Linked DNA regions of Homo sapiens: region 2 is linked to region 1. Evidence: chromatin contacts called from ENCODE Hi-C data. All regions are on one chromosome and are shown on one strand. Each heading gives the region's core, a stretch centred on a gene start or an enhancer-like site at or near the end of the contact. The rest is flanking DNA. Distances are from core to core; before and after follow the strand shown.

Evidence for each region. Hi-C counts contacts between places; a loop is a spot of excess contacts on that map. Pooled maps may share reads with other maps.
Region 2: a map of psoas muscle shows a loop between it and region 1 (2.0-fold over the local background). The contact joins the enhancer-like site here to the promoter of LRRC30 in region 1. A Hi-C loop is called at or near these places in 1 of 168 maps with a recorded cell type or tissue (psoas muscle), 1 of 37 single-sample maps with no recorded cell type and 5 of 50 pooled maps.

What each region holds. Positions count from the first base shown.
Region 1 is chr18:7,227,402-7,232,861 of GRCh38, reverse strand. It overlaps LRRC30 (leucine rich repeat containing 30), which reads right to left and starts at 1,773. Exons shown (of 1, transcript NM_001105581.3): 1 at 818-1,773. The coding sequence starts at 1,723. The coding sequence ends at 818.
Region 2 is chr18:7,463,266-7,467,965 of GRCh38, reverse strand. No RefSeq gene overlaps it. Among named protein-coding and RNA genes, the nearest start is that of PTPRM, 100 kb to the left of the region's middle. Within about 2 kb of position 3,238, at least 2 of the 41 ENCODE cell types and tissues checked have a DNase peak (open chromatin) inside an H3K27ac peak, as active enhancers do.

The DNA.
Region 1 (5,460 bases), core at 524-3,023:
GTAGTCATGGAGAAGTGAAATTAAAATGGGATCATTTGATGATTGCCTAGTGTCTAGCAAAGAAGTTCAAGGACATGACAATGAGTGGGACAGGACTGGGAAGGAAGGTTGAAATACACATTATATCAGTTCATATTTAATATCTGAAAGCCATCCTTCTACCCATTTACTCACCACCAGACATAAGCATGAGTGGCTTGGTTATTCCTCTGTAGCCGCATGAAAGAAAAATTTCCTATGATTGTCCCCCAGAACTCAAGGCGAAAACTCTGCCTCTTTTGGTCACTGGGGACAGAGCCCACTGTGGTTTGCCTTTTGGTCCCAAGTAATGTTTCACAGAGGCTGATGGAGGAACGTGTCTTGCCGTTGCCACCTGGCCACAGGTTGCTGATTCAAGGGCAGAAACTATCTGAAACCAGGTTTCAGCACCTCATACTGTACTTGGCACACAGTACTTAGCAAATATTTGCCTTTTGAATTACATTGAATTCAGACCTGTTAGGTGTCCACTCTCCCAAGGGCTGAATCTCACTGCTCCTCAGAAGAATCAGAACTGTTAGTTCTCTTTGGGGAAAACCAACCCCCTGTTTCAATTTATGTTTAGGATGAGATGAACATGATATTCCAGAGGTTATTAAGAACATACAGAGTTAAAAACAATCACCTCCTTAACGTGGATGTTCAACAGCGACTTAGCAAATATTAACAAAGGTATTGTCAGACACTAAGGATGAGAGTAGAAAGCTGAGACGAGAGAAGTACCCCGGTTGACAGAGTCCAGATGAGCTGCCTCCCATCCAGGCCTCCGGGACCCAGGTCAGGTGTGTTTTTTGTCCTTCAGGTAGCCGAAGAGCATCTCCAGGCCCCCCTCCACCAGCTCCGGCAGAGGCTTGGATAAAGGGTTGTGGGAAATGTGGAGCCCTTTGTCCATGGGATTCCAGGCGATCCTCACCAGTCTACACAGCAGGTGGAGTTCGCTCGGGAGGGTCTGGATGTCATTGTTGTTGAGGTTCAGCAGCTCCAGGCTGGTGACCAGGCAAAGCGACCTCGGGAAGGAGTGGATGTTGTTGCCCTCTGCGATGAAGATCTGCAGGCTGGCCAGGTGCTGGATGCTCTCAGCGATGTTTTCCAGGCGATTCGAGCCCACGTGCAAGAAAATCAGTTCCTTCAGGGAGAACACACACATGGGGATGTGCGCGAAGAAGTTGTTGCTGAGGTTTAGCTTCCTCAGTCTAGAGAGGTCGGCGAAGCATGCAGGGAGCTGGGACAGGCAGTTGTGCGACAAGCTCAGGACCTCCAGCTTTCGGCACAAGCTCAGCTCGGCCGGCACCTCTGTCAGGCAGTTCATGTTGACAAACAGGACCTTGAGGCACTGTAGGAGGCTCACTTCTCTGGGCAGGCTCTTCAGGCGGTTCCCGCACAAGTTCAGGACCACGATCCGGGTCAGTTTCCCCACCTCGGGAGGGAGAACCCGGAGCTGGTTGTGAGACAGATTGAGTTTCTGGACCTCGGACAAGCCCCACAGAAAGTCGGGGATGTCTGTCATTCCTCTCGTGACCAGGCTGAAGCTGACGTGGTGCATGCCCCGCTTCAGCAGGGACCGCGGGTCCCTTCCCGAGAGCAGGGCATCGTCCCACGGAGAAAACTTCTGTCTCCTCCCCGTGAACAGCATCCTCTTGGGGCCCTTATCCTTGGAGCTGGCCCTTGACTGCCTGGCCCCCATTGTACCTTCCCTTCTAGTCACTCTCCTCTGCCACCTCCCAGGCAGGGACCGTGTCCTCTCAGCTGCTAAAAGCCAGGCTGTTGCAGGCAGGGAGTGTGCGTCAGGGTGAGAACCAACTTGTGACTAGGAGGTCCTAGTGTGGAGAAAGCTGCCAGGAGAGTCTTGATCAGGCCTTGCAGGTATCTGAGACAGGTCCCTGGGTGGCTGCAGGAGCTGTGCCTGTTCCCCAGGGTTTAGGTGTTTTCTTTCTTAGCAGCTGGGCTGTAATGATATACTTGTCCAGGAGGCTGCTAAACTGCTCAAATCCCTCTGAATGCCACAAGGCAGCTGTCACTGTCACTCTGCCTGAGTTTTATTGACTGGGTACATGCAAACAGGTCACAGGAAGGCTGCATATAACTTTACTCTCTCAGCTTTTCTTGGGTATCACAGTTGAGCAGGGTGATTAACAAGCCCATCTCTAAAAAGAAGTAAAATGGAAAAACAGAGCAGGCCACACAAGTACGGACTGTTGGCAGGATTGCGGGAGCTCAGCCAGACAACTTTACAGTGAAACTGGGCTGGGTGCTAGTGACAGTTATGTCTCCAAAGCTAAAGATCATCAGATGATATCATAGGTCCCTGTTCCAAACCTTGATGAACTGTGCGTTTGTGAAAAGATAACAAAAGCAGCCCGGATACCTGGAATCTTCCAGGTCAAAGGTTTTTATCCTGTGCTTGTCAGAGGTGATTTAGTGAGAAGGGAGTTGTGGGGGGATCTCAACCCCTCACTCCCATTTCATCCAGAGAAGCTCTGGGCTCATGTGTCTTACAGAGACCTTCTGTATTTAGTAGGATGCACTTTAAGTGTTTGAACAGTCACTTGAGTGGCCACCTTAGTATGGTAAGCGCGGGCCACCTATTGTCCTGGAAGGATATGATGAGGCCCCCCTCGCTACACACCGTTCTCTTTCTCTCTCTCTCTCTTCTCCTCCCTGTCTTTTATTTATTTTTATTTATTTATTTATTTATTTTTCTTTTATTTTTGATGGAGTTTTTGCTCTTGTCGTCCAAGCTGGAGTGCAGTGGCACGATCTCGGCTCACTGGAACCTCTGCCTCCCGGGTTCAAGTGATTCTCCTGCTTCAGCCTCCCAAGCAGCTGGGATTACAGGCACCCACCACCATATCCAGCTAATTTTTGTATTTTTAGTAGAGACGGGGTTTCACCATGTTTGCCAGGATGGTCTTGACCTCCTGATCAAGGCGGGTGGACCTGCCTCGGCCTCCCTGTCTTTTTCTTGAATTAAAAAAGTTAACTTACATCTTAAGTTTGCAGAGTTAATTGTTGGTGTTATGGGCTGAACTGTGTCCCCTCACCCTGCCCTCAAATTTCGTATGCTGAAATTGTAACCCCCAGTATCTCAGAAGGCGCTGGGTTTGGCAATCAGGCCAAGTGAAGACACAGGGAGAAGGCAGCCACCTGCGAGCCAAGGAGAGAGGCCTCAGAAGAAACCAACACCTTGATCTCAGGCTTCCAGTCTCCAGAATTGTGAGAAAAATACATTTCTGTTGGTTAAGCCACCCAGTTTCTTAGAGCAGGTCTGGCAAACTAATATAGTTGGGGAGGAGGCGGACACACATCTGCATAGGTGAAAAATCCTAAAAATAGGTAGTGATTAAGGGGACAAGGGATATCAAGGAGCTGACCTAGGTTCTGAGCAAAGGGCTTGTGGCCCGTGGCAAGGGCTGGTTTGGCCTGGAAGGGTGAGATTTTTGCTGCTATATATCCTGGAGACCCCTGCTGCTCCTGGGACCCTGACCTCACAGGGCTGTTGCTACCAACCCAAGAGTTGTCACTGGGTCCTAGCTGGGTGCTGCCTGGGGAGCCTGGAAGTCCGTCCGCATCCAGGGCGCAGGATCTGAGCAGGAGGAGCAGCAGAGTTAAAAACAAGAGGAGGCCACTTCTTTCTCCGCACACCGTTGGAAAGAGATCTGACCCCTTTGACTGAGTCAGCCCCAGGGATTCTAGACAAAGGTGGAAACTTTGCACGTGCTTTTTATGGGGCCCTTGAGTGTTCTAGTTATCAATTGTGGTGGCCGGCGTGGGAGCAATGTGGCTAAATTTAGACTGTAAGTTTTTGGAGCAGGCCATGCCGTATATATGTAAATTTCATATGGTTCTGCTGGAAAAAAAAAAAAAAAAAAAGCTAGCTGTGCTTCCTCCTTCCTTCCATGAGCCTGAGAAATTATGCTAGAGTACTTGAAATGTGGGGAATTGCAGGACCTGGAATGGTTTGAGAAAAATATCGACAACTTTCTTCTTGTGGCAATTCTCTCTCTTCCCCTTAATACATTTTTTCTAATAAATATTTCTTGAGCACTTATCAATAGCCAATATTCATCAGATGTTCACTTATGTAAAAGTCTCTGTACGCCTCACTTTCTATGCAGAATGGGTATTAAAATTATCTCCATGTTACAGATGAGGAAAGGAAGATAGACGAAGGTAAAGTTACTTATGCAAAATCAACTCACTTCCCCAAAATCAACTAACTAGTCAATGGTAGAACCAGGATTCAATCCCAGTTGGTCTGCACAGAGCTCAGGCTGGGAACCACAAGAAGACGCTGGTCTTATCTCTGTAGAGAAGCAAAGCAACTCTGGCTAGGACGCGGCCCCTTGCTTTCAAGTGCCAGGGTGTAGGAATGAGGGAGCACAGGTCAAAAAATGACTACATTACTCCATGCATAGAAATAACTACACAGGGCTGGGGGCGATCACTCATGCCTGTAATACCAGCACTGGGAGGCTGAGGCGGGTGGATCACCTGAGGTCAGGAGTTCGAGACCAGCCTGGCCAACATGGTGAAACCTTGTCTCTACTAAAAATACAAAAAATTAGCTGGGCATGGTGGCAGACAGCTGTAATCTCAGCTACTCAGGAGGCTGAGGCAGGAGAATTGCTTGAACCCAGGAGGTGGAGGTTGCAATGAGCCAAGATCGTCCCACCGCACTCCAGCCTGGGCAACAGAGCTAGACTCTGTCTCAAAAAAAGAAAGAAAGAAAGAAAGAAATAACTACAGAGCTAGATACCAATCCTGCTTACTCTATGCCAGCATAACCAGGAAGAGCAAAAGTTAAACTATCATTCCAGAAAACTTCAGAGTGATGGATTTATCGCCTCCAAAAACAGTTCAGGTCTTCTCCAGAGAGTTTCTCATATATCAAATGGATGAGCTGAGTCACTAGCTGACTTGGTTTCTTCTAATTTTTTGAAATGTAAAGGCTGCCCACCCAGTGACTGTCAGTTATCCGGTCAGCACGTAGTTCTCTGAGAGGACGTTCCTTGTCTCTGCTCTCAGTCTTCTCCTCTATGAAATGGGCCATTTGGAGGGGATAATGGCCGAGAGCCCCTTCCCACTCTCCCAGTCTGATTCTCACTACAGATGAGGCCACTTGTGAGAAAGTGAAAGTCACATTTAACCCCCTTTCTGGTGAAAGTATGCAAAATCCAAGACAGCCTTCATTTTTGTAACTTTAATGTTCGTCCTGGGGAATAAACAGTAACAAGGAAATGTTGGCTTTAGGGTTCTCTATACTGTATAGACCACACATTTGACCTTTACCAAAAGAGACTTTTCAGGGCTCTCTGAATGGAATGCAGCTTGAAATAACTCTCAGAACATTGTTGGACAATTTTTTGAAATTCCAGGGCATTGTAAGTAATGTGATTATCTTTAAAACCTAAGGAGCCTGCA
Region 2 (4,700 bases), core at 1,989-4,488, 230 kb before region 1:
TTTGTAATTTGAGCCTCCATGTACAACCAACCTCACTGATGCCCACGTGACTCACTGATGCCCACGTGACAGGAGGATGACCACAAACTGGCCCCGCTCTGATAAAGGAGGAGCCGTAGAGATGAACTTTCCAGTGTTTGAATAAACCTGAGTGAGTGGATGATGATAGTAACGGAGTCAGGCCAGGAGCACTGGCTTCCCAGGACTCAGCGTTACTGAGGGGGAGTGTCTTAGTTCGTGTTGTGCTGCTCTAACAGAATACCTGAGACTGGGTAATTTATAAAGAACAGAGATTTATTTCTCCCAGTTCTGGAGGGGAGTCCCAAAAGTTCAAGGCCCACATTTGGTGAGACCTGCATCATCTAATGGCAGAAGCGGGAGAGAGAATGGGGATGCAGAGGGAGGAGCAGAGGAGGGAGAAGGAGGGAACATCCAAACTCAACCTTTTGTCAGGAGCCCACTCCCAAAATGGCATTAATCTATTCACGAGGACAGAACCCTCATGACCTAACCACCTCTTAAAGGTCCCAGCTGCCTATGCTGCTGCATTGGGGATTAAGTTTCCAACACATGAGCTTTGAGAGACACATTCAAAGTGTAGCAGGGAGCAGTGGGAAAGACCCCTCAGCTTCTGTCCCCTACCTACAGGCAGAGCGCTACAGGTGAGGGGAAGTCATCTCATATGGCAGCAGTATCACTAACTCAGGGGTGGCCTGTCTTCCCTCAGTGGCTTGCCACGGCATCTAGAATCCTGATGAGCTTCCTTCTGTAAAGTTAAATTCGTTTGCACTCATGCTTGTATGGGGAGAGCAGGAGTCTAAAGACATGGAGAGAAAGCCGTTACCCGGGGAGAGTAATGACTAGTATTTAGCACGTGGGGGCTCTAGGTCCCAGTTAAGAGACACGAGGGGTGAGTACCAAGTCTAACTACTGTCTCAATGGAGTTCCAGAGGCAGATAAGGGAGAAATGGGGGAGAGGCAATACATGAAAAATTAATGACTGAGGCTTTCTCAGGACTGATAAAGCTGAATAGAAATTAGGATGTATAATTACCAAAGTAATAGAGAGACAAAAATAAAATGTGGGGGAGGGAGAATACTCTCAAACAATGCAAAAGGCCAGAAAGAAAAAAAAAGGCATTTTTTTGAATTAGCAATTAGAAAATCGAGACAAACAGAATGCACAAAATAAAATGGTAGCAACGCCTCTAAATATATAGTCATAATCAATGTGAATGTATTCAATTTCCGCTAGACAAAAAGAAGAAAAAAACAAGTTACATGTTGTTTATAAATCCAAATCTAGAAGACAAGGCTTCAGAAAAGGATATGGCCCAGGGTGGTCAAAGGCTGCATTAGGAGTGCTGTTTGTATTGAACAGACCTGGTTATACTGGAATTATGTTTCCCAAAAAGCTCTTTTTTATCCTAGACCATGGCCTTGAATTTCTAGATGCCCTAGTTTTTTTACTGTAGCCCTGCGCTAATTTTAAACATTAACTTAAAACAGTAGCAGAGCAGGATGAGAGCTCAGTTTCCTGATTTCTAGATAGGACTGCGCCTGTCCCGTGATTTCTACCCCCGCTAAGGACTTGTGCAAGCAAGCATCCTGCTGCCAAAGGGAGAAGGAAGGATTTGTCACTCTTTCCAAGGTTGTGAGTGGAGTTACAGGTAAATGGTTAGAACACATGCTTCCTTTGAACTTTCTTCCCAGGAGGGCACCCTCAAGTGCTCCTTCACCCACTCGTATCTTGGTGGTCTTCTCTGCTCAAGTCTGTCTGCCTGCCTGTCTGGTCCCAGATGCTCAGCTCTCGTGGTTCCTCCTGCAGCTGTTGCCCAAGCTTTCATCTGAAACTTACTTACCTGGTCTTCTCTCACTCAAGGGGCGAGGTGGTAACTGCTAAAGGGAATAAACTCCAAACACATTGTAAGTTTCTTAAGGAGACATTTCCCCAAATAGGAAACAACAATTCAATACATTTTGGTTAAGAATCTACTCTGTACAAAATCCCATGTTGGATGCCAATAATTCAGAGTAAATCAGACACTCTAGTCTCTAATGGATGAGGCAAACAAGTAAACACATGATTCCAGGATCATCTGTCTATTTTAACAGTAGAAAGGTCACGGGCATCCCTGACTCCATGGGGGTCAAAGAAGGTTTATGGAAGAAATAACACCTGAGAAGGGCTCTGAAGAGTAAGTAGACCGGTACCAGTCTGGGCCCTGTTAAGAACCAGGCTGCACAGCAGGAGGTGAACAGTGAGCCAATGAGCGTTACCCCCTGGGCTCCACCTCCTGTCAGATCAGCCGTGGCATCAGATTCTCATAGCAGCTTGAACACTATTGTGAACTGCACATGCAAGGGATCTAGGTTGCGTGCTCCTTATGAGAATCTAACTAATGCCTGATGAACAGTATCATCCCCAAAACCATCCCCTCCCACAACCCTCCCCCCATCTGTGGAGAAAATATATTCCACCAAACCAATCCCTGGTCCCAGAAAGGCTGGGATCACTGCTCTAGAGCACTCCATGTGTGTCTGTGGAACTTGGGTGCACAGTTGCTTGGACCAGATTGCAAAGATTTATGCTGAAGTGATAATATTTTAGATAGAGTTAAATAAAAATATGATTAAAATTAATTTCACCTGTTACTTAATGCGCCTATTAGAAAACTGAAAATTATATGGCCGGGCATGTTGGCTCACGCCTGTAATCCCAGCACTTTGGGAGGCTGAGGCGGGCAGATCACGAGGTCAGGAGATCGAGACCAACCTGGCTAACACGGTGAAACCCCGTCTCTACTAAAAATACAAAAAATTAGCCGGGCATGGTGGCAGGCGCCTGCAGTCCCAGCTACTCGGGAGGCTGAGGCAGGAGAATGGTGTGAACCCAGGAGGCAGAGCTTGCAGTGAGCCGAGATCGTGCCATTGCCCTCCAGCCTGGGTGACAGAGCAAGACTCTGTCACAAAAAAAAAAAAAAAGAAAGAAAGAAAACTGAAAATTATATATGTGGCTTACACGGTATTTCTGTTGGACAGCAATGGTTAGGCAGTGCTTGACTCTTAAGCACTCAGGCAATGTTAACTCTGATTATGTTTCAAGAAACTTTATGAGGTCAAGGAATGCATATTGTTTAGTGCTGTCTCCTGAGTAACTAAGAATGTTGGCACATTGCAGGTGGCCAACAAATTGGTTGACTGATGAAGTGCAGGACAGATACATGCACTGCTGGTTTTTGGCCAGTGTTTGTCCTGCACTGTTGCCTGGGGCCTATGTTGGCTCTCAAATACCCACAATGTCACAGTTAGCTGGTTGGGTCCATGGGGTCCAGCTCACATTTTACTTCCTCCAGGAACCTACTATATTTCCAGTTCCTGCTCCCTATTATCTCTCCAATAAGAAATGATCTCTCCCTCTTATAAAGTCATGCAACATTTTGGAAAAATATTTCTTACAGGACTTAGCCCTGCTTCCAGATATAGCTCCTCTGGCACATTAATGTGAGTTCCTCCAGAGCTCACTCACTCTGATGCCCCTGTCTTCTGCTTATTGCTCTGAGCAGAGCAGGTGTTCAGTATGAGTGTGTTGAACTGAATTGATATTTTCTTTGCACCTTTCTTGTATCTTTCTTCACAGAATGTAGCATCTGGCTGGCCACTGAAGTGCCCAGTAAATATTTGATGAATAAATAAATCAATGGGACTGACCTGCAAAGGGAAGGAATGGAAACACCTCTGTTAATGTCATGGGCATTGTAATGGTTGCCTTGGAGACCTTGCTTCTCTATGGTCAGAACCAGTGGTGCTTACAGTCAAGGGCAGGAAGAGTAAAGGGCAGGTTTTGGTAGACTAGTGGAAAAGGTGGGGCTGTTCCCAGGTTCCAGTCCCACCCCCAGAGAATGCCAACCTGAATGACTTTCTCCACAGCCTTTCCAATACAGGGCACCATCTGCTCTCATCAAACACCAAGACCTGGACAAGGTGATGGCTCACTCTTTAGTCAATGCCCGGCGTTGGTCAAAACAAACCAAACCAAACCAAACCAAGATTTCTATGCAGAAAAGACAGTCCAATGCCACTCATAATAATTTAGAACATCTTTTGGAAAAAAAAAAGGCAACCCCCAACCAATAAACTCCCCCAAACCCCCAAAGTAAAATCCCTGGACTCTGTGTCCATGGGTTCCCATTGCATGCTTTCACAAGGGAGAATGGGAAAGGCACCAGAGCCCTTAGGGAGCAAGCATGGGTCACACAGTTCATGACGCTGGGCTTCGGATCTGAACTCTGCTACCTGCTGCCTCAGTAGTTCTTGGCAAGTTACTTAATCTCTCTGAACCTCAGTTTGTTTTTCTGCAGTGGCGACAGGTAACTTATTGTGAGAGCTATGTGCCAGGTCCTATTCTAAATGAGATAGGTCCTATTAAAGCCTAGCATGGATGTATTACTATCATCTTCGTTTTATAGATGGGGAACCGAAGCACAGAGAAGGTAAATTACTTCCCATGTCACATGCCTCAAACCTAGTTGTTCTGCTTCGTGTCTGCGTTTTGGAGGACTGTATTATCCATCACATGAGGGTCTTGTGAAACAAGTAATGAAGTTCCTGGCACCCAGTAGCACCCGGCATATGGTGGCAATGACCCATTACCTAAAGCTGTCTCCTCCTCAACTAGCAGCCATTCCCTTCTTTTGATA